3 separate regions of the Mus musculus genome follow, and regions 1 and 3 are each linked to region 2. A link is a loop called in an ENCODE intact Hi-C map of the cell type or tissue named here. Cell type or tissue: heart. All regions are shown on one strand. Links, peaks and the distances in the headings refer to the core of each region. The heading gives the core; the rest is flanking DNA.

Evidence for each region. Peaks named below come from ENCODE experiments on the same cell type or tissue, not always from the same donor. Only the 100,000 strongest peaks of a DNase experiment are listed, where the experiment ranks them.
Region 1: a loop joins it to region 2, with 5 times the contacts of the local background. A loop is called at or near these places in 3 of 42 quality-filtered maps.
Region 3: a loop joins it to region 2, with 2.0 times the contacts of the local background. A loop is called at or near these places in 4 of 42 quality-filtered maps.

Annotation. Positions count from the first base shown.
Region 1 is chr1:131,978,053-131,985,673 of GRCm38, forward strand. Slc45a3 (solute carrier family 45, member 3) reads left to right here. Exons shown (of 5, transcript NM_001177628.2): 3 at 1-146; 4 at 696-961; 5 at 3,239-4,920. The coding sequence ends at 3,676. Among named protein-coding and RNA genes, the nearest start is that of Slc45a3, 19 kb to the left of the region's middle. In heart, for the core only: a CTCF peak has its summit at 3,794; DNase peaks (open chromatin) are centred at 3,779 and 5,139.
Region 2 is chr1:131,905,966-131,913,586 of GRCm38, forward strand. It overlaps Nucks1 (nuclear casein kinase and cyclin-dependent kinase substrate 1), which reads left to right and starts at 4,493. Exons shown (of 7, transcript NM_175294.3): 1 at 4,493-4,785. The coding sequence starts at 4,769. In heart, for the core only: a CTCF peak has its summit at 4,285; DNase peaks (open chromatin) are centred at 4,416 and 5,156; H3K4me3 peaks cover 2,381 bases; H3K27ac peaks cover 2,033 bases; H3K27me3 peaks cover 963 bases.
Region 3 is chr1:131,824,159-131,831,779 of GRCm38, forward strand. It overlaps Slc41a1 (solute carrier family 41, member 1), which reads left to right and starts at 3,854. Exons shown (of 11, transcript NM_173865.3): 1 at 3,854-4,235; 2 at 5,853-6,832. The coding sequence starts at 6,464. In heart, for the core only: no CTCF peak of the experiment used is centred there; a DNase peak (open chromatin) is centred at 3,793; H3K4me3 peaks cover 2,517 bases; H3K27ac peaks cover 1,693 bases.

The DNA of each region.
Region 1 (7,621 bases), core at 1,926-5,925, 72 kb after region 2:
ACGCCGACTCTTTGTGGCTGAGCTGTGCAGCTGGATGGCACTTATGACTTTCACACTGTTCTACACGGACTTCGTGGGAGAGGGGCTGTACCAGGGTGTACCCAGAGCCGAGCCAGGCACCGAGGCCCGGAGACACTATGATGAAGGTGAGTCTTTAGCACCAGTGGAAGCTGCTATTGGCGGCTGCCCTGCAGAGGACAGGCCAGGGTTGGGAGATGCTCACAGCCTGGGTGACTCTACCCTGGGTGACTCTACCCTGGGTCCCAGCTCCCCGTCAGTAAAGGAAAAAGGATCTCTCTATATGCAGTAGCTCATGAACACTGCTGCTGCTGTCTTGGTGACTCAGTAGGGCTTCTAGGTCTATGTGGCTCCAGTTCCATTGGGTCCTGTGCTCCCTGCTTGCTTTCCAGTAACTCACCATGCCTTCTAGTTCAGCATTCCACAGAACTGTCTTAGAGCCAGTGTGGGGGCTGTTTTGTGATCCCCCCACCCTTACATACCTTGTACTTCTTCCCTGGAACATCTTCCTCTGCCCTTTGTCAACAGCCCTGGTCACCTTCACTAATTACAATCTAGATGCTGTCGTCCTTGCAGGCAGGTGGGGAGGGCCCCAGGGAGCAGATGCCCATGGCTACTAGTCTCTAGCTCCCCCTAGATTGTGTAGGGTCCTTACCCCACTTCTTCCCTACCTCCAGGCATTCGAATGGGCAGCCTGGGGCTCTTCCTGCAGTGTGCCATCTCCCTGGTCTTCTCCCTGGTCATGGACAGGCTGGTACAGAAGTTCGGCACACGGTCAGTCTATCTGGCCAGTGTGATGACCTTTCCTGTGGCTGCCGCTGCCACCTGCCTGTCCCACAGCGTGGTGGTAGTGACAGCCTCAGCTGCCCTCACCGGGTTCACCTTCTCGGCCTTGCAGATCCTGCCTTACACGCTCGCCTCCCTCTACCACCGTGAGAAGCAGGTACTCCCATTGGCTAGTACAGGGTGGGGGCGGCCTGAGTATGTGGCGTCTGACAAGTGATGTTGGAAAAGACTTGGATCTCTCTGACCAGAGAGGACAGCTGGGGCCAGAGGCTACAGCCGCTGAAGAAGGGTAGATTCTAGGAATGACTTCCTGGCTTTAGAACTAGAAAGCACTTGAGTGGATGATTGCAGGAAGTGCTGAGTCCCTCACTAGGAATCTTGAACAATAAGCATACAGCGGAAGTCCTTTATTCTGGGCTGTATTATTATATCCAGAGGTAGAGTGTGGGTCCCTGGCGTGTGGCTGTGGCAGGTGGCAGTGGAAATGGCCTGGCCTTAGCTAATCTTTGCTAAGAGAGGCAATGTGATGGATCTGTATCCTGCTTGCTGCAAGATGGCGGAGGCTTCTTTCTTCCTGCCCCTCTTTCTAGTTTACCTTCTAATCCTCTGTGTCTCTCTGTCCCCCACCCACCCACTCCTCTCCCTGCTTTCCTCCTTTGCATCCATCCTTTTCCTCAATCCCTTCAGTGCATATCTGAGCCTGACATACTAACTTCGTTTACCTGAGCTTAATAAGCTGGGGAGGGGGAGGAGAGGCCGGGGCGCTGGCACCTTAATCCACACTAACCAGTTCCTGCAGAAGGCCCTCTTCCTTGGCAGGCTTCCTGACTTAGACAGCGTGCTCACCCTGTCTCCAGCACTGTCCTCCCTGAGCTTTAAGGACCTGGATTCAGAACTCCATCAGAAGAAGCACAAGTTGGTGTAGCTTAGGGAAGAGACCACAGGCCTTCCCCTTCTAGAGTTTTCAGAGTTAGGAAAGACCTGGCCCTGGCCCACAGCTTGTTCAGCAGTAATTTGCAGGGGTGTGGTGGGGGGTGGGCTGGTAATGGGAACCTGGTCCTTCCTGTTGACTCTTTTTTTTTTTAAAGATTTATTTATTTATTATATGTAAGTACACTGTAGCTGTCTTCAGACACACCAGAAGAGGGCATCAGATCTCGTTATGGATGGTTGTGAGCCACCATGTGGTTGCTGGGATTTGAACTCTGGATCTTTGGAAGAGCAGTCGGGTACTCTTACCCATTGAGCCATCTCACCAGCCCTGTTGACTCTTATGGAGCTCTGGGCTGGGGCTTTAAAAGCTGCTGTCCAAAGATGAGGCTTGAGCACCTGTGGTTATACCAGGAGTAGCCTTCCTCTCTGTACTGAGGAACATGTCTGTCCTGGGGACCTTTCTAGTAGCCAGCCTTAGTGGCCTTTCCTTGGATGGCAGGCAGGAATAAAAGGGTCTATAGCAGTAGCTGGGGACAGGCTTGGTCCTGCATACTGTCCAACTGTCCTTTGCCACTTCCTGAGTTATGGGATGAGCTGATGAGTTGTGGGTTTCTCTGGTACTGCCTGGGAGCTTCCAGCTCTCTGTTGCAACCAGCTTCATCAGCCTTCTGTGTTAGACACCGCCTGGCACAGGGACCAGTATGGGGTAAAACCTTGTCTTGTTATTCAGTAGGAAGCCCCAGGCCATTGGGGCTTAGGGTTGGTGGAGGGGGGTGGTGACCCTACAGGCATGTGTTCTCTAGTCCCTGGCAGCCTACAGGAAGAAATTGAAAAATGTCAGGGTCAGGCAGCTGGGCTGTGGAGGTCAACAAGAAAAAAAAAAAGTTCTCCCTGCTGCCTCTCCCTTTTGTAGGCCCAATTACTGGGCTCTCCCTGGCCAAAGGCAAAGGCCAAGGCAGTGACCTCGTGTTGAACAGTTATCTCTAGCAGGCCTGGATCCTAGAGGGGCAGGACAGTGAAGACTTCCCTATGGCCCAGTGGAAGGAAGGGTGTGCAGGGGGTTGAGGTAGTCCCTGTGGAACTTGGGACCTCGAAAGCACCTCCTTTGTTTGTTTGTTTGTTTGTTTGTTTTTGTTTCCCCCTCTGTTCTTCTGTCTCTATTCTGTCTCAGTTTCCTATCTTTTCTAGAGGGCTCTGCACTTTTCTCAATCTGTGGATCTGAGTTGACTGACTCCTTGTGTATTCTAAGAAAAGCTAGAATAGACTTCAGGCTGTTTCCCCAACCATGTTAAGGGGGTGGGGGGTGGGGGTGGAGAGTCTGCTTGGAATCCACACCAAGTAGCACCTCCTTAGGTTTTGGATTTTTTTCCCCCCCCTGAAAGCCAGTTGCCTGGTTTCCTATAGCCCCTGATTAGAGGCAGTGAGGGCCTGTTGTCATATACGGGAATCCCCGCACCTGAATACACACCTGTCTTTGTTTCCTTTTTATCCCCACCCTCAGGTGTTCCTGCCCAAATACCGAGGGGACGCTGGAGGTAGCAGCGGTGAGGACAGCCAGACAACCAGCTTCTTGCCAGGCCCTAAGCCAGGAGCTCTCTTCCCCAATGGACACGTGGGCTCTGGCAGCAGCGGCATCCTGGCCCCTCCACCTGCACTCTGTGGGGCCTCTGCCTGCGATGTCTCCATGCGAGTGGTGGTGGGTGAGCCACCTGAGGCCAGGGTTGTTACGGGACGGGGCATTTGCCTGGACCTGGCCATTCTGGACAGTGCCTTTCTGCTGTCCCAGGTGGCTCCGTCCCTGTTCATGGGCTCCATTGTCCAGCTGAGCCACTCTGTCACTGCCTATATGGTATCAGCTGCAGGCTTGGGTCTGGTCGCCATTTACTTTGCTACACAGGTAGTGTTTGACAAGAACGACTTGGCCAAATACTCAGTGTAGAATTGTGTAAGGCATCAAAGAGAGGGTCTGCCTCATGGGTTCTCAGCCCTTAGAGGGCTGCAGAGCTGGCCTCTCCAGGTCTTTGTCGCCTAAGTGGCTCTCTGCTGCCACCCTAAGGCAGTGAGGTGTATTGTTGCACAGATAGGAGCCAGAGCTTTCGGGGCTCTGGCTTCAGAGTCTGGCTGGCCTACTGGCAGCCTCTCGCATGGAAGTCATTCTGAAGTTCTGCAGGGATTGAAATGTGGTCTGTTCAGGTGTCCTGTATCAAGGCTCCAGGTTAACAGCTAACCTCCTGCTTAAGTCACCAGAGGGAGGATTTGGGGGACCTGAACAAACTTCCCTCCAAGTCCCTTGACCAGATTCTGCCACTGTTGCTCTTGCATGGGAGTTTCTTGTAGGATGCTCTCCTCCACAGGGTTTGGCAGGGTGGAAGTTGGAAGGAGGAACCCTAGCAGGCAAGATGAAACCCCGTGATCTACAGCACTGCCTTTCTGCTGAGTCTCCCACCCCCCACTTGTTTCAGGAAATGGCTCAGCTTGTTGGCCACAGAGACACAGGCCTTTAAATATTTAATTTATTATTTATTTAACAAATGAGAAGAAAATTCATTCCCAGCCTTTTTATGTTGTGCCTAGGAGTTGAGTAGGGTGGGATTCCCCAAAACTGGGTCCCCTAAAATAGCTGGTCACTGTGTTAGATATTGCCAGACTCCTCTTCTGGGGTGATAGATATGGTCCCCCAAACTGCTCAGCCCAGTACCTCGGGCAATCTCTTCATCCTAATTGAGAGCCATAAGATGTTCCTGCTCAAGGATTGGGACCCAAGGTCTCCACAGCATACCAAATCCCAATTCTCTCTTGACCCAGTTTGGTTCCCTGATTGCCCACTTCTCCCTATGGGAAAGGACTGTGAAGAGATTGCCCTTCCAAGTCTGTCCCCTGGCTCCAGGACCTCTCTATGGGGCTTTCTGAATCCTAAGCACAAATGTGGTTCCTTAGGCTTCTGCCCATCTCAGCCTCTGGGGCATATCTGTCACAGCCTGGGGAATCTCACACAAACTCAGGAGTACTCCCCGCCAGAGCCAGTGAGCTCATCACGTCGAGGGGGATTTCAGTGCTGATTGCAATAATGTTATCTATGTCTTATTTATTTAGCAGAGTAAATATTTTATACCGTATGTGATAAATCAGAGTATAATGTTTATGGTGATGAAATTAAAAGCTTCGTATATGTTTACTTGATATGTGTTTGTCTTTTCTGTATGAGGAGGAGGCCATTCTAAAATCAGCCTCACTCTGTTCCTGGGGGACTCTTAGCTTTGGCAGCGTCAGTTCCCATGTGTGGCCAGCAGGTGGAGCCATGGGCCAGGTACAGGCATAGGGACTGAAGGTAGAGACAGGAAGAGTCTTAAGTGCAACACTGTGCAGTTTTCTGCTTCTCCAGGGGTCACTGAAGATGGAGCGTTCACAGTGAGGACAGTTGGCGTGTGGAGGCAGGATTTCAGTAGTTGCCATGGCAACGTTCTTTCACATCATACCCTCACCTGGTCCAGCTCAGTCCTTCCTGCCTTGCCCTCTCTCTGAGCTCTCCAACCCAGACATTCCTGCCCCTGACATTCTAGAGTGGTCAGCACAGTTAATACCCACACGAGGGCTCGTTTTACTTTTGAAAAGGTTTCTATGGGACTGGAGAAGATGGCTCAATGGTCAGTGCGTACTATTCTTGCAGAGGACCCAAGCTCAGCTCCCAGCACCTGTACCAGGCGGCTCAAAACTGCCTGTAACTCCAGTCCCAAGTGATCTGATGACCCTCAGACTTCATCATACAGACATACACATAAATGACAATAAAATATTACAAAACAAAGTCCTCTGTATTATCTAACTTTATTGTGAAAATTGTCAAACAGTATGTGTGGTATAACCAGACCCCGGCTTCGCAACTCAAAAATCGGTTCCTTTCCAGGGGTTAGTTCTTAAAATTCTCTGCTATGCCATTTTATTTCACTTGTAAAACTTTGGTATGTAGCTCCAAGAGAAGTATTCTGGGTGGGGAGATTGCTCAGTGGCTAAGAGCATTTGCTGCTCTTCCAGAAAACCGGAGTTCTGTGCCCAGCATTCACAAGTTCTTGTCATTCCAACTCTAGGGGGCTGAACACCCTCTTTCTGCCTCTGCACACACACACACACACACACACACGCACACACACACACTCAAACACCACAGTTTAAAAGAAGACTGTTTAATTACTTGCCTGTATGCCATGTTATCTAATGGAGCATAGGGTAATTAATTATTCAGGTCATGTACAGCTAGCTGCCAAAGGAGAGTGAGTGTCAGTGCTGCTTGGTGTGGTGGTTTGAATAAGAGTGGCCCCTCTAGGCTCATATACTCAAATGCTTGGTCATCATGGAATGGCACTACTTGGAAAGAGTAGGAGGTGTGTGTGGCCTTGTTGGAGGAAGTGTGTCACTGGGGGTGGGGGTGAGGAGGGCTTTGGGGTCTCCAAAGCTCAAGCCAAGTCCAGTGTTGTTCTCTTCCTGCTGCCTACAGATCCAGATGTAGAACTCTCAGTTCCTCCTCCATCATTATGTCTGCCTGCATGCTGCCATGCTTCCTGCCATGATGATAATGGACTAAACCTCTGAAGCTGTAAGCCAGCCCCAATTAAATGTTTTCCTTTATAAGAGTTGTTATGGTCATGGAGTCTCTTCACAGCAATAAACACTGATAGTTGGTTTAAAACAGGCCCTAGTTTATATACATTACCTCTAGTTGCTTTGCTAAATTGTTTCCTGCATTCCTGGGTGTCTGTCCCCCTTTTTATTATTTTTAGCCTGCCATTTAAGAGTCCTGGGATTTTTCTGAAGTGTTGCCCACACTCCATATTGGCCTGGCTGTTTCCTCAGGTCTGCTTAAGATGGTCCTCTTTTTTCTTTTTGTGGTGCTGGGAATTGAACCCAGGGCCTTGGGTATTCTGGTGAGTGCTCTATCACTGTGCTATGCCCCCAGCCTTAAGGTACTCCTCCCGCACCCCCATAGGCTGCCAATAAGATAGAGGCTTGGCTAGACTCAGGGTTTATTTTGGTAAGACTGTATCACAGGTGGTCCTTTCTGTAAGCATCCTTCATAGGTATAAAATGTCTTCCTGCCCTATGTTTTGTTTTTCTGGTGTGTGTGTGTGTGTGTTTAGAGTTTCCCACCAACCTTCCATCTAAGCCACTGGAGATTATTGCCAAGGTCTCCTCCCCTCCCCTCCCCTCCCCTCCCTTTCCTTTCCCTTTTCTTTTTTTTTTTTTTTTTTTTTTAAAGATTTATTTATTACATGTGAGTACACTGTAGCTGTCTTCAGACACACCAGAAGAGGGCATCAGATCTCTTTACGGATGGTTGTGAGCCACCATGTGGTTGCTGGGATTTGAACTCTGGACCTTTGGAAGAGCAGTCGGGTGCTCTTACCCACTGAGCCATCTCACCAGCCCCCACCTTTCCCTTTTCTTTCTTTCTAAGATTTGTTTGTTTTATGTATATGAGTACACTGTCTCTATCCTCAGACACCCCAAAGAGGTTTTCAGGTTTCATTACAGATGGTTGTGAGCCACCATGTGGTTGCTGGGAGTTGAACTCAGGTCCTCTGGAAGAGCAGTCAGTGCTCTTAACCACTGAGCCATCTCTCCAACTTCAAGGGTCTCGTTTCTTCAGATGTGAAATTACACCCTTCAACCTCTCTCAGTGTCTGTCTCTATTTTTCACTCTTATATTTTGTCCCCCCCCCCTTCTCTCTATAGCCCTGACTGGCCAGGATCGTGCTCCATAAACCAGCTCAAAGATCCATCTGCCGCTGCCTCCTTAGTGCTGGGATTGAAGGGGTGTGCTACCACTGCCTGGCATATCTCTAAAAGAGAGAATCTTTTTTTTTTTTTTAACTTGTTTATTTATTATATG
Region 2 (7,621 bases), core at 2,194-6,193:
GGCTTTTTTTTTTTTCTTCTTCAGCTTAAAATAAATGTCAAGTTGTACATCTTTATTGTCTTAGTAACAGATGGTCATCTAAGCTTAGCTCTTAACATTCTTTAAAGCAAAGATGAAGAAAGATGTCTAGAGTGGAAAATCAAAAACAACAACAAAGAAAAAAAAAACAGAATACTCGAGGGCTAGATACATGGCTCAGTTGTCTGTCATGAACAAAGTCTTGGGTTCAATTCCCAGCACTGCATGAATCAGGCATGGTGGCACACACTTGCCATCTTACCATGCCAGCACTCGGAAATCAGAGGCAGGAGGATGACGTGTTCAAATAATCCTCAGCTACTGTAGGGCCTGAAGAAATTGCTTGGTGATTCAAAGTACTGACTGCTCTTTCAAAGGTTCTAATCTAGGTTTGATTCCCAATACTCATAGGACAGCTTATAATTGTCTGTAACTATAGTTGCTGGTGTCTATGCCCTTATTTGGCCCCCTCAAGCACCAGTTACACACAGGGGACACACACACACACACACACACACACACACACACCACTCAGGCACAATGCCCATACACATAAAATACATAGTTATTTAGACTGTGTCTCATTAAAAGAGACTCATTAAGGGAGGAGGGGGAGGGAGGGGAGAGGGAGAAGAAGAAGAAGAAGAAGAAGAAGAAGAAGAAGAAGAAGAAGAGGAGGAGGAGGAGGAGGAGGAGGAGGAGGAGGAGGAGGAGGAAGAAGAAGAAGAAGAAGAAGAAGAAGAAGAAGAAGAAGAAGAAGAAGAAGAAGAAGAAGAAGAAGAAGAAACAGAGAAGGAGAACTAGAACTAGAAAGAAAACAGAGGGGTTGGAGAGATGGCTCAGCGATTAAGAGCACTGACTGTTCTTCTAGACCCAGCAACCACAGGGTGACTCACAACCAACCGTAATGAGATCCAATGCCCTCTTCTGGTGTGTCTGAAGACAGCAACAGTGTACTCATTCATATATACATACCTTAAAAAAGAAAAAGAAACCAGAACTAGATATGCCTTGCAAAGAGTATGCACAGAACTTGCTTAAAAGTTCCCAGGACTCCCCACCTCCCTCTAGCTGCCTTCTGGGATCGCCATTGAGTACACCTAATCTCAGCCGGTCTGTCAGAGACACCCTCAACACAAACCCTAGTCCCCCTCACAGCCCCTTTTCTGCTCCAGCAAAATGAAAAGAAACTATCATGACCCAGGAAAAGATCGCCAACCTGCAGGCACAGTGCATATTGGTGGGAAAGGAACCATTCACAGACAGAAGGTGGTTCCTGGAACAGCCACAGCAGATGATGAACAACTAGAACTTTAGCCCAGCGTGGTGGCACACGCCTTTAATCCCAGCACTTGGGAGGCAGAGGCAGGCAGATTTCTGAGTTCGAGGGCAGTCTGGTCTACAGAGTGAGTTTCAGGACTATCAGGGCTACACAGAGAAACCCTGTCTCGAAAAACCAAAAAAAAAAAAAAAAAAAAGAACTAGAACTTTGACTCTCATTCTCTTAAAGAAGCTGGGCATAAACAATGTCTCTGGGGCTCTAGAGATGGCTCAGTGTTTAAGAACACTGACTGCTTTTCCAGAGGTCCTGAGTTCAGTTCCCAGCAACCACATGGTGACTCCCAACCATCTGTAACGGGATTTGATTGATGCCCTCTTCTGGTGTGTCTGAAGACAACTATAGTTGTACTCATATACATAAAATAAATCTTTAATAAAAAAATCTTTGGTATTGAAGAGGAACAGTGACAATCCTCTTTGACAACTCTAAAGTTCAGGTGTCTCTGTCAGTGAACACCTTCACCACTACAGGCCGGGCTGCAATACGGAAGCCGGCAGAAATGCTTCCCAGCATCCTATACCAGCTTGGTGCAGATACTCTGACTGGGTGACAGAGAGTGGCAAATAGCTCTGCCCAAACAACCTGGGAATGGCAAAGCACCAGCTGCTACTGGAGAGGAGAGGGATGAAGTTGCAGTCCTGTGGAGAATTTTGATGAGGTTTTCAAAAATGGAGCAACTGACTTGAGGCAATTTGTGAGGAAGATGAAACTTAAAGAAGTTACTGGGCTGCTATTTCATGTCATGACTGCTTTAAAAAATTTATATGACTCTGATAAGACCTACATCTTTACTATTTTTATGTTCAAGCCCCTTGGACTCTGCAGCTCCTTTTGGTTGTTGGTTACACACAGTTCACCCTTCGCAGCAAATTAAGCTGAAGCAACTCGGGAATCAAGTTTGAGAAAAGTTAATAAAATTCTTTGTCTAATTTTCCTCTGGTCTCTACATTCTTGCTATGGTATACACACATGCACCCATGCACACACACACACCAGAGACATATAAAAAAAATTTTAGAGATGGGTTTTGGTGGTGGTTATGCAACAACATGAATGTCCTTAATGCCACAGAAGTGTAAATGGCTAAGACCGCACATTTTATGTAAATTTCCTTTTGTGTAGCCCTGACTGTTCTCAAACTTGCTCTGTAGACCAGGCTGACCTTGAACTCAGAGAGATCTGCCCATCTCTGCCTCCTGATTGCCAAGATTAAAGTCATTTGCCACCACTACCCAGCTGTTAGAGATTTTTTTTTTTACCATATATTTTTTTAAGTGAAGAGGAAATGACGTTGAACGGAAAGGATCAAGAATAACTTTTAAAATTCTTCTCTTTTGCTGCTTTCTTCCCTTAGATAAGTAGAATTTTACACTGGGAGACTTTCAGGAAGCAGATAGTGATGTGGTTTGTTGCTTAGGGACTATATCTTCACTTGGTTTTGTTGTTGACTCAGGGGCTTTCGCAGTCCAAACTGTCCTCAAACTCCCTATGTAGCCAGGCATGACCTTGAACATCTATCTCCTTGACTGATGGCATTATAGGTGTGTATCCTCTTGTCCAGTTTCAGGAGGTGATGAAGATTGAACTCAGTGCTTACTGTGTGCTGAGCAGTTACTCTCAGCTGAGCAACATCCCCACTCTTCAAGTGAAACACTGGCTCTGGCAAGTATTGAAATCGATTTACAACATCATAAAGTGTGTTAGTTTTCTATCCGTATGACTTGAAATATCAACTTACAAGAATACATTTATTTTTCTACAGTTTCATATGTTTCCATTGAGGGCTGCTTGGTCCTAGGGCTTTGTGTCTGTAGAGAGCAAGAGCATCATGGTGAAAAGCATTTCAGCAAAGTGAAACAGATGACATTGTGTTTACAGGCTGCAAGCAAGAAAGACAGAGGGTGGTCAAGTCAAGGTTCCCACATCATGTTAAAGTGCTCACTCCTAATGTCCTAACTTCTACCAGGTCCTGCCTCTTAAATCTTTGGCATATGGGTCCCTAGGGAACATGGAATCCAAACTATAACAGGAAGTAAATCCTAGATATTAATACAAAGATACTGTGCTCTACTTCTGATTTAGGCATTCAGTCTTGAGGCAACTCGAACTACTTTTTTTTTTTTAAGATTTATTTATTTATTATATATGAGTACACTGTAGCTGTCTTCAGACACACCAGAAGAGGGCATCAGATCTCATTACAAATGGTTGTAAGCCACCAGGTGGTTGCTGGGATTTGAACTCCGGGACCTCTGGAAGAGCAGTCAGTGCTCTTAACCACTGAGCCATCTCTCCAGCCTCCCTGCCCCCCCCCCCCGAACTAATTTTATCTTCTATTAAAAACGGAACCTAACACTTAAGCCCAGACTAAAGGCCTTTCAACATAGCACCTTGTTTAGTTCTAGTAATAAGGTAGCCTTGTATCCTACTCTACTCATCATAAAACTGAGGTGCACAGAGGAAACCTAGTTAAGTACTAAGTGGTGGACTTAGAATTTTGAAGCAAGCGTTTTGTCACCAGTCTCCCTCTTAACCATTAATCACCTCTTTCTCTTTGAAATGCTAATATCAGAAATTGAGGTTTTAATGAGTGTTAAGTAGCTCTCAAAGATCAGATTGGGTAGAAGATATTCCTTGTGAACCCAACTCTCTACTTCAGCAGCGTGACTGAGCCCTGGGAGGTTAACGCTGAAGTCAGAGTACAGGATTTCTAAGATTAAGGTCAAATTTTTGAACCTAAGTAATTTCCCTCCAATTCTTAAGTGACGAATCTGCTGCCTATCCCATGAGTCTTGCAATTAGCTGATTTGCAAAATAATCAAGTCAGGAGAAATTAAATCCATTACAGAACCACCTAGTCCACAGAGAACTCTATATAAATCAGGTTATTTGGCAGGGGGTCCAAGATATAACCCAAGCCGAATCTGCAGCTCTGGCGTGGAAGACAGGGGGCGGGCAATCGGCGACCATTTTTGTTTTGCGGCCGTGCGCTCTCAGCGCATCTTGACTAACAGGACCCCATGGAGGAGGCGGGGCCTATCCGGGAGTGGGGCGGGGCTGGGAGGCGTGATGATTCAAATGGACTAATGACTAGGGCGCATCTGACAGGAGTCACCAATGAGCGGGCGTGCTGGGGCGGAGCGCACAAACCCTACGGGGTTTGGTTGCACCGCGGCTTTGGCGCATTTTCGGCTGGTTTGATTCATCCATTTTGAAGAGACGGGGGAGCGGGGGGCTCGTCAGATCCAGGGACCTCAAACCAGCAGCCGCCGACTCTTGAGAAGCCAGCAGCCCGGGGCTCGGCAGCAGCGGCCCCGCCGGCCGGAGCGGGGGGGTGGGGCGCCGAGTGCGCGGGGAGGGGGGTCCTGGTCCTCGGCTCCTCGACTTGGTCGCGCCTCGACAGCGAACATGTCTCGGCCTGTCAGGTCAGTGCGGAGTCCAAGGCCCGGGGCGGGCCGAACGGGCTGGGGTGAGTGGCGAAGGACCTGGGCAACGGGCCTGGAGTCGTGCTCCTGACTACCACGCGCGGCCTTCTGTCGGGGGCCGCGCGCGCCCTTGCGCGTGGGTGCTCGGCGGCGCGCAGGATGGCGGCGGCGCGCACGGGCGCGTCGCCTCCACCCCGCAGGGTCCGGGTCGGCTCCGCGGCCGCCCCCACCTCCGCCATGGCCCTGGCGTGGGCTTGGCGCGCACCAGGCACACCATAGGCCGCACCCCTGGGCCCTGTTGGAGCCTACGGCCGACCCGGGTGCGAACACGGAGGACTCGGTCCTCCAGAGGCTCGCCGGCTTAGCGTTTTGGCGAGCGAGTTGCTTGTGCCCCGCCGCCCGGCCCCGCCTCCATTCTCGGGGTCGCGGCAGGCCCCGCCTCCTAGCCCGGCCTGGGCGGAACCCACGTTTTCCTTTCCCCTTGGGGCAAAAGTGAGTTTTGACACTGAGCCCCGTAAAATAAGGGCCACAGCCTCTCCCCACTTGGGAGTTCTGAACGCATTAACCCCAAGTTTTCTCTTTCCACCGCTTGCAGACAAATGCCCTTCCTCCAGGGACGTGCTTGTTAACCCAAATCCCGTGTGGTTCTCGTTCCCCCTCACCCCGCAGTACGCGTCTCTTGCTACTTCTGTAACCCTCTCTTTCCCCGTGTGACGTTAATCGTAAATGGACTACGATCCACTAGCGATCAGACTTTTATTCACATGGCTTCAAGAAGTTTTCGGTTTCCCCTCACTCGGTGGGCTCCCCTTTAATGCCCTCCAGAGCTGTTGTATAGAATGTGGCTTGGGTGGAGGGTGTGGTTTAGTCCAATCTATTAAGGCCTGAGAGACAGAGGGACAGAGACCGAGACCAAAGTCAATAGATGTTACTTGTAAAGGAGCTTTACCTGGCCCCATTGCCTTTAGTTCTTAACTATTTTTACAGTTATGAATTCATTTCAAGTTTTGGTATCGAAAGTATCCCAATACCAAGGAGAGGTTTGGATCTGGCAACGGTTTTGTGCCCCACTATGTCTCCTTGACAAGATAATCTATTGGTGGTAGATTACCACCCCTCCCACTCGCGAGAGGGAACTGCGGAGGATGAATTACCTACCAGCTTGCTTTTTCCATTCTGTTTTAACCTGCACCTCCAAATTACCATGTCTTCTGTGTGATGTTTGGGAAGTAGTCAATATGACTGTTCCAGGTTATAGTGAGTTCTTTGAGGACATAAATCTAACCAAACTGTACCACCAACTCAAATTACTTTTTTCTAGACAGGGTTTCTCTGTGTAGCCCTGGCTGTTCTGGAACTCACTCTGTAGACCAGGCTGGCCTTGAACTCAGAAATCCGCCTGCCTCTGCCTCCCGAGTGCAGGGATCAAAGGCGCCACCACTGCTCAGCTGAGGTCTCTTGTATAATAAATTAGTTGGTCCTTTTGCTAGAAAGATATGTCTTTTCTTTTAAAAAAAATTTTTTTTAATTTGGGGAGAGGGTGTCTCATGGAGCCAAGGCTCCCATGGAACTCTTCTGTAGATCAGGCTGGTTTGAATCTGCCTCTGCCTTACAAAAAGGTGAGACACTACTACTACTGGCTCATTTAGCTTTGTAACTAACTGTTCCACTTGGTGGCTATTGAAAGTTAAATTAAGTAAAGATTACTGGAAATAAAACTTGTGTTTCTCATTCACACAGTACTTCAGATAGGGTATGGGTCTGCACTCTGCACTGTGCTTTTAATGCTAAATAACTCCTGGTGGCTTGGGAGCACCTCAGAAATGTCCCCTTATGCTGGGCGTGGTGGCACACACCTTTGGTCCCAGCACTTGGGAGACAGAGGCAGGCGGATTTCTTAGTTCTAGGCCAGCCTGGTCTACAAAATGAGCTCCAGGACAGCCAGGGCTACACAGAGAAACCCTGTCTTGAAAAAACAAAAAACAAAAAAAAAAAAAAAAAGAAGAAGAAGAAATGTCTCCTTACTCCACAAAATAATAGTACTGTTTTCTAAAAGAATTGGTGTGTTTTTGTTTTTGTTTTTTTTTGAGGCAGGGTTTCTCTGTGTAAGAGCCTTGGCTGCCTGGAACTCCCTCTCTAGACCAGGCTGTTATCAAACAGATCTGCCTGCCTCAGCCTCCTGAGTGCTGGAGTTAAAGACATTCCTAAAGGCACATGTCCTAAAAGGAGTTTTTGATGGATTTTTGTTTTCGTTTGTTTTGTTTTTCTTTTTCTTTTTTTTATTTATTTATTTTTTTAAAGAACATTTGCCTTCTTTATTTTTTTTTAAGATTTATTTATTTATTATATGTAAGTACATTGTAGCTGTCTTCAGACACTCCAGAAGAGGGAGTCAGATCTCGTTACGGATGGTTGTGAGCCACCATGTGGTTGCTGGGATTTGAACTCTGGACCTTCGGAAGAGCAGTCGGGTGCTCTAACCCACTGAGCCATCTCACCAGCCCTTGTTTTGTTTTTCTCAAAGGGAATAAAAAAATTAGGTGGCAAACTTTGACAGCAGACATCATGTGTCCAAGTGGCCTACAGAACCTAGATTTTATAGTTAATAGAGTCCTGCTCGTTTTCCAACTCCACAGTGACCACTTTACTTTCCTGTATGTATGTGGGTGTGAACTACCACCTGTCTGGTTAAGGTCAGAGGACAACTTGTGGAATCACCTCTGTTCTTATTGGTCCTGTGGATGGACTGTAGTCTTGGCACAAGTGCCTTTAGCTGCTGAGCTGTCTCACTGGCCTTTTCCTCTGCAATGTGTGTGCCCATGTACTTGTGTGTGCC
Region 3 (7,621 bases), core at 1,926-5,925, 82 kb before region 2:
ATTAAGACAAGTGTCAAGCAAGACTGGAAAAGGCTTACCCAAGAAGCCTTCCCTACCACCCACGTCAGCTGACAACTACCTGTAACTCCAGCCCCAGTTTTCTTCCAACCTGCATGTGAATACACACACACACACACACACACACACACACACATCCACAGACCAGCACACATACACACATAATGCTAAATAAAAATAACACTTTAATTTTAAAAAGACTTCATAACTTAATTTTTCATTATTAGTAGTATGTGGGCAGCAGGTACGCACATAGAGGTCAGAGGTCAACTCTGTAAAATCAGTTCTTTCCTTCCACCTTTCCATGGGTCCTAAGGGGTTGAACTATATCAGCAAGTGCCTTTTCTCACTGAGCCGTTTCACTGGCTCAGCAGTAGACACATCTGTAAGGCCAGATGAGGAACATGTGAGCCCCTTGGGCACATGGAAGTCCAAGTCTTACAAAGGGGTCATGAAAATGCTCAGAGACCCACATTTATGGCTTCCTGACACTTCCTGACGCTCATGGCTGAGTCTTGCCTGGAGTATCTGGCTGGCTTGCTACCTGCTGCTAATTCCTGTCTTTTCATCTGTGACCTTTGCTCCCCACATCTGTGTTTCTCAGTTCATAGACTGCAGCTGCTCTCTGGGTACAGAAAGGATAAGAGTCTTCCTCTTCTCAAGGTTACAGGTGGCTGGACTGGAAGGAAGCGTGCTTCCCCCGGGCTCTCTTGCTGTCTAACTCTACGAATCAGCATAACATCGGCCACAGTGTCTAGGCCAGTCTCCTCTCTATTACCCATCATACTATCAAGGCCAGTTACTGATCTGACTATCTCCCAACAGACGTTCGCCGTATTTTCTGAGCGCTTACTGTGTGCCAGGTGCCAGAGGTACAGAAGTGGTTAAAACATGAAGGCCATAATCCTGACCCAGTGATCCTGGCCCTTCAGGATATCCCAGAAGAATGTCTTCTGCGCTCACAGACTTAAAGAAATATTTGTAATACCTAAAGCTAATGAAGGACTCATATCCAAAATATATGAACTCCTAAAAAAAAAGTCAAAAAGCCAGGTAGAAAGTTGATAATACTTAAAAACGATCCAAATGGCAAAGAAATGTGGAGGAAAGGTGCTTAATCTCATTAGCTATCAGGGCAATACAAATTTAAGCCACAGGAAATACCATTATATACCCACTAGAATCGCTACTCTTTTTTTTTTTTTTAAATGAGTCAGAGTTTCATCATGGTAGCCTTGACGGGCCTGGAACTTATTATGTAGACCAGCCTGGCCTTGAACCCATAAAGATGAACCTGTCTCTGCCTGCTCTTAGGTGCTAGAATTGAATGACTACAACTTTAATCTTTTCAGATTGGTGATACCAGTGTTGATAAGGCTATGAAACAATAAGGCATTTCTAGCAAGAATATAAATTAGAAAAAGCACGTCAGAAAATTGTTTAGTAGTGTTTCCTAAAGCTAAGCATTTGCCTGCCCTATGATCTAGCCCTGTTCCAATGTGCCAATTCAGGCTGGGTGGCACATGCTTTTAATCCCGATGTTTGAAGGCAGAGGCAGAGATGGAAGCAGAGGTACGCAGATCTCTGGGAGTTTGAGGCAGCCTGGTCTGCAGAGTGAATTCTAGGTCAGCCAGGGCTACACAGAGAGACTATGTTTCAAAAACAAAAAGATGCCATGGCAGATTCATAAAATAACAATACCTGGAAACAACTGAAATCTGCATCAACGGATGCAAATTGCCCTGTGCTCGCTTAGTGACATCACGCTGCAATGAAGGTGAATTAACAAATGGTACTGGGGTTGGGGATTTAGCTCAGTGGTAGAGCGCTTGCCTAGCAAGCGCAAGGCCCTGGGTTCGGTCCTCATCTCTGGAAAAGAAAAACAAAACAAACAAACAAAAAACAAATGGTACCATGTGTGATGTATGAGTAAGAGAAACTAAGCACAGAATAGTAGTGCCTCCTGAGAGGTTCTGTTATAGAAAGTCCAAGCGCTCACAGACAAAATGAACAGTGTCAGACAGAGGCCACCCTAGGGAAGAGGGTGAGAGAGTGACCAAGGGAGCTTCTGGGGTGGCAGTAATGACTGAATTCTTCCTTTTGGTGGTGGTTTCATCAGCCTGTTCCCTGTACCATAATTTGGTGGTCCATACTCTAGGTTTTACGCACTTTCCCATATGTTCAGTTTACTTCGACTAAAAAGAAAAACTTTTCAAGTAGATAAAGAGTATGGGGGTGGAAATAAGAGAAGGACAAAGATTTTGTTTTTAAGTTGCTATTGGATGAAAGTTTTTGGCCTTGAGGCAGAGTCTCAACTGTATAACTCTAACTATGAGGCACTGTCTCTTGGTAGACCCAGACGACCTCATATTTGTAGAGTCTCCTGCTTCTGTCTCCCAAGGGCTAAGACTGCCAACACTCAGGCAGCCATATAATCAGTCTTAGTTTTCCTCTCAATCTATACTCATTGTGCACAAAAACTGGTCCTTCTGGCGAAGACCTAGTGTTGCCCAATCTAGGAGTAACTTCCATATCCAAACATAGACTTGGCTGTGAAACCAAAATTGGAGTTCAACTACAGTGACATTTGCTGGGCCCTTAAAAAATATAGACCTTTGATATCCTAGCAGCGGAGCTGAGCCCGGGGTTGCTGGATTAGCAGGTGGGGACAGGTTTTTGTGGCTACATTTGTTATCATTGTCCAAAGGAATGGCCCTCTCCAGTTGCTGTTGAGCATGTGTGCTCAGTAGCCAGCACTCTTTTTCTCTCCTATATACATCCTATCCTTATTCAACGGTCTAGAGAAATGCTCAATTGCCCCAAGGAACCTTTCTAGGGAAGAAAGTGACAGGAAAGGAACCTCTGGTCATAGGCTCTATGGTCTAGAAAAATGCTCAGTTGCCCCAAGGAACATTTCTAGGGAAGAAGGTGACAGGAAAGGAACCTCTGGTTATAGACTCTACCGATGAAGGGGGAAAGGCTGGAAATGGGAGTTCCTTTATAGGGAGGTCACATCCCCTTCACAAAAACAACCCAAAGAGAACTAACTGGTACTGATTTTGGATTGATGAAGTGAAGACACCCCAGGGAGGAAGTGGCAAAAGCGAGGATGAAAACACTTTGATTCCACAAGGTGCGTCAGGGAAAGTTGGCGTTCATTTCGCCCGGGATGGAGACTTCTCTCCCACGGGGCCACGATTGGGTCAAAGGAAACCCCCGCTCCCCTCCGCCCTTACCTCATTGGTGTGTGTAGCCCCAGCCATGAGTCTACCAAATTTTCCCTCCAGTCTGCCCATCCCCACCCCTATCAAGGCTGGAACTTTATTAAGGCAGATTAAGGTTCGGTCAGTCGCCCAGAGGAACAAGGAACCTGGAAGGAGAGATGAGGAGCCTGATGAATAGGAACTGTGCCCAGGAAGAAGGTAGGGACTGGGCGTGGAGAAGGAACACGCGATGGCTGCTGCGGCCCGGGCGATCGCCAGCTGGCCGGCTCAAAGGGGTGGTTTCGGGTCTTCTGGAAGGCCCAGAGGCTCACTAGAGATAGTCAAGATTCAGGAGTACATGCGTAGCAGAACGCTCGCCTTGAGAGGCCGTGGGAACTCAGGAGCGCAGCACCCGCCCGCGCTTGAGCACCGCGAGCCCACAACACCCTCCAATTCTGAGTTCCCGTCACTCTGCTGCGTTTTCCCCCTCACCCCGCCCCCAGCTCAAGAAACGCCGGGGAAATGGGCGGGGCCTGGGCGGGGCCCGCCCCTTTTCCTGCTCTGATTGGCTGATGCAGTTGTCCATCCTGACTCTATTCTTGATGGAGGGGGGTTACCACCCGCTCTGCCCCAGATCACGTTTGCCACCCACAGCCAAACACTCTTGTCCAAGTCCGCGGGCAAGAGGCGATTGGGGACGAGCGAGCTCGGCATCTCAGGCCCAGTCCGGTCCACACCAGCCCGAGGCGGAATATCCTGATCGCCCCCCACCAGGCCACCTCCCCTCGTGGAATCGGAGCGGCGGCCTCACAGGAAGGCAGAAGCGAAATGTAGCGAGCCGGGTGTCGCGGTTGGACGCTCGCCTTGCCTGGGGGTGTAGCGGGGAACACGCGGGGGCTCGAGGAGGACGGCTGAGGGGGAGGAGTGATGAGAAGAGGGGGTACCCTACATCCCCCAATTCCGCGGGCCCCTGCTACCACTCTCCAGGCGCCCTTTCTCCCCAGCAAGGCGCAGGTCAGTGTTGTTGGGTCTGGGAGGGAGGGAGACGAGGGCGGGGGACTCCAGGACGCAGTGCTTTTGCAGTCTTGAGTTGCCGGGAGTCGGCGGAAATCAACTAGGCACTCCTCCTCCCCACCCCTGTAGTTGGGGATACCTAAACCGGGCTTTTTTGTCCATCCCCGCTTGGAAAGGAGACGCGGCTTCCTAGAGCCTGAGGCCCATCGGTAGTGGCTTTACTGCTGATGTAGTTGAGAGACTGGCCTGCTCCCCTTGCTAGCCCCCTTCCAGGTCAAAGTGGCCTGCCAGAAAGACGGGAGGGAGGGGGCAGTCAGGTTTTAGCGAAGGAACTCAGAAACTTTGCTGGCTCGGGGGCGGTGGACTCAGACTGAGTGTTTCCTCTTGGCTGACTAGTGAGGATCTTTGAAAACAACGGTGCTGTGTTAAGGTGGCTTGGCTGGTGACCGAGTTAGTGGAAGACTCATAACTTGGGCCCTAGAGTTTGATTCTGCCTTAACCAAACTGGAGTTGACTAATTGTGAGTGTTTGGAATACTAACAGCCTGTTCATCATACCTGCAAAACCCTCTGGATTTTTTTTTTTTTTTTTTTTTACTATTGAGAGCCATGCTGGTGAAATGCAACAAGTTGGTGGCAATTCGTGGGGATTCCTTTAAGCTAAGAAAAGCAGGGCAGGCAAAGACAGACATGATTTGGGAGTAAATGCATATTAGCTTGTGACACTTGGATTTGCCTGACTTTGTTTTTCTTTCCTCTTTCTACACCTTTTACCGATGATATTTTTGTTTTTAAGAGTTACACCATGTCTGGCTGTCAGTAACCCGAGAGGAAAGGGGGAAGGCCAGGCAACCAAAAATGTAGGAATAAACAGTAGCTTCACCCTCTGTCTCTTCAATCTAGTTAACTGCCGGGTCCTATCTGACAGGCTCACAGGATCTAGCATAGAGAGAAGTGTAAATGCAGCCTGGACCAGGGTTTAGCCTGTGGTTTCTGTAACACTCGACTTTCAAGGGCAAGAGTAAGAAGGAGGCCTCTGGTTCTTGGCCTTGGTCTTGGCCGGCTTGCCCTGCCCCGGTTGCCTGGGGAGTTCTCCTGGCTTCCTCTCCCATCCCAGCAGGGGGCTAGGACAATTAGAGGTCTAGGGATGCTCCCCTCAATGACCAGCCTCTCTGTTTGCCCTGTCTTGCTGTTGCTGTCTTGTAATAAGTCACTCAAGAAGAGTGAATGCGTAGGGAGTTTGCATCTGAATCTGTAACTTTACTGATAAGGGACTATACTTAAGTAATACTGAGTTCTTATCAAGATCCGAGAAAACAACTAATCACATCCCTGCCCACCCCAGGTTGCTCAGGAGGCAATGCCAAGGTCTCCTATGAAGCATCCTCCTTTTGGGTGGTGGTTTGCTGGCTGGGAATCTGCTGGGAATAGAACTCACTGCATCTCGACATGAAGTGGGGCAGGACAGTGTAATTCTAGCAGGAAAAGAACAGCTAATAGCCACCCCTGTAACACCACATGCTCTGCAGATCATCCTAGTAGGAACTGGTTTTTGCTATGTACCAACATTCATTCTCCCCCCCCCCCCTCTTCTTTTTGTCCTTCCTCCCAACGTAAGGTGTTCCACACCAATTCTTGTGACTTTAAGGACCAGGCAACTGAGAAAGTACAAGATCCTCTCAAGAAGGGAAGACATCTCTGGGAGAGAGAGGAAAGATAGCAGACACTGGGACCAGCTGAGCCCAGCCACGGTGCTGTGAGAAGCTGAAGCCACCCAGCAGGAGTGAGAAGAAACCCTGGCCTCAGATTGAGGCTTCGTTCTCAACGATCTGAACTCATTCAGCTTTTCCCAAGAGAGGGCTGCAGCATCAGGCACTCCAGACTCAGGTTGAGCTCTTCTGCTCCTGCTCTGAGGAGCTGGCCACTGAGAACCAAAGATTGCCCCTGGCACAACACAGAGCTGCTGGGAGCAGGCACCCACTACCCATAGAGGCAGCTGCTGCATCTGGTGAGGACTTTGTTTCCTTCCAGCTCCAGGCTGCATTGCTTGATGGGGCTGTCTTTTGGTAGATCAGTTTTTACAGTGCCCGGTAGGAGTGGAGAGCCGTGGGAAGAGGTCTTGCGGCAATCAAGCCTGGGTTCACCCCAAGACTAAGTTCTTTCCCAAGTCAGAGTCGAAGAGAGAAAGAAAAATAAATAAATTCTCCCCTCCTCTCCTCCCTGCCTGTCATGTCCTCTAAGCCAGAGCCAAAGGACATCCACCAGCCGAATGGTACTGGCCCTACTCCTTCTCCCTGTTCTTCGGATGGCCCTGGGCGAGAGCCCTTGGCTGGGACCTCAGAGTTCCTGGGGCCTGATGGGGTGGAGGTGGTAGTGATTGAGTCCCGAGCTAACGCCAAGGGAATTCGGGAGGAGGACGCCCTACTGGAGAACGGGAGCCAGAGTAACGAGAGTGACGATGTCAGCACAGACCGGGGCCCCGCGCCACCCTCTCCGCTCAAGGAGACCTCCTTTTCCATTGGACTGCAAGTGCTGTTCCCCTTCCTACTGGCAGGCTTTGGGACTGTGGCAGCTGGCATGGTGCTGGACATTGTGCAGGTAAGACCTGAGGAGGGTGTCCTCTGCTCACAAGCCCTTGCTCAATACCTTGGCCTTTGGGGAAACTGACTCTTAGAAGTTCCTCTCCACTTCTGTGTCAGAAGCAGCTGCTGCTTCCTAGAATACTCTTTCCCTTTGGATTACATCCTTGGTTTCATCGATGTCTCTGTTACTTACTGCAGAACCTTCAGAGAGGCCAAGTAGCCCCAGGGAGGTGGTCAGAGCAGTATTGCCTAACAGTAACAGATGTAACTCCAGAGCTCAGCCTCGGGGTGGGAAGAGAGGAGCAGGCCTGTTGCTTGCTATGCCTCCTCAGTGCTGTTGATTCCAGCTCAGTAGGAGACATCTAGATAGGTCTCCTCTTTACGCCTGCTTTCCTTTCTCCAGAGGTTTCAAGGATACCAATGATAGAACACTCCTTTTCAAGCCTCTCCTCCATTCCCCCGCTGGGCAGGAATTTACTCAGCTGTCAGGAAGGGTCTCAGACCCAGTGAGAAAGCTCTTAAGGCATTTTGTATTGCTGATCTTTGTGCATCCTTGGCACGGTCTCCTTGGTGAGCGAGGATGGTTTGGGAAGGTGGTATAAGATCTGAAGAAGCTCTAAGTGTCGTGGATGGGAACAGAATGTAACCAGACCTTAGCAGGAGCGTCCCTCTCTGCTCCTCGTCTGTCACAAACATGCTCTGGGCAAACAGGAAACTTTGTGAGGATACTGGATAGACAAAACAGTACGAGTTGGTAGGACACCTGGGAACTAAGAGCCAGAGCAGGGGCAAGCTGTATTTAGTG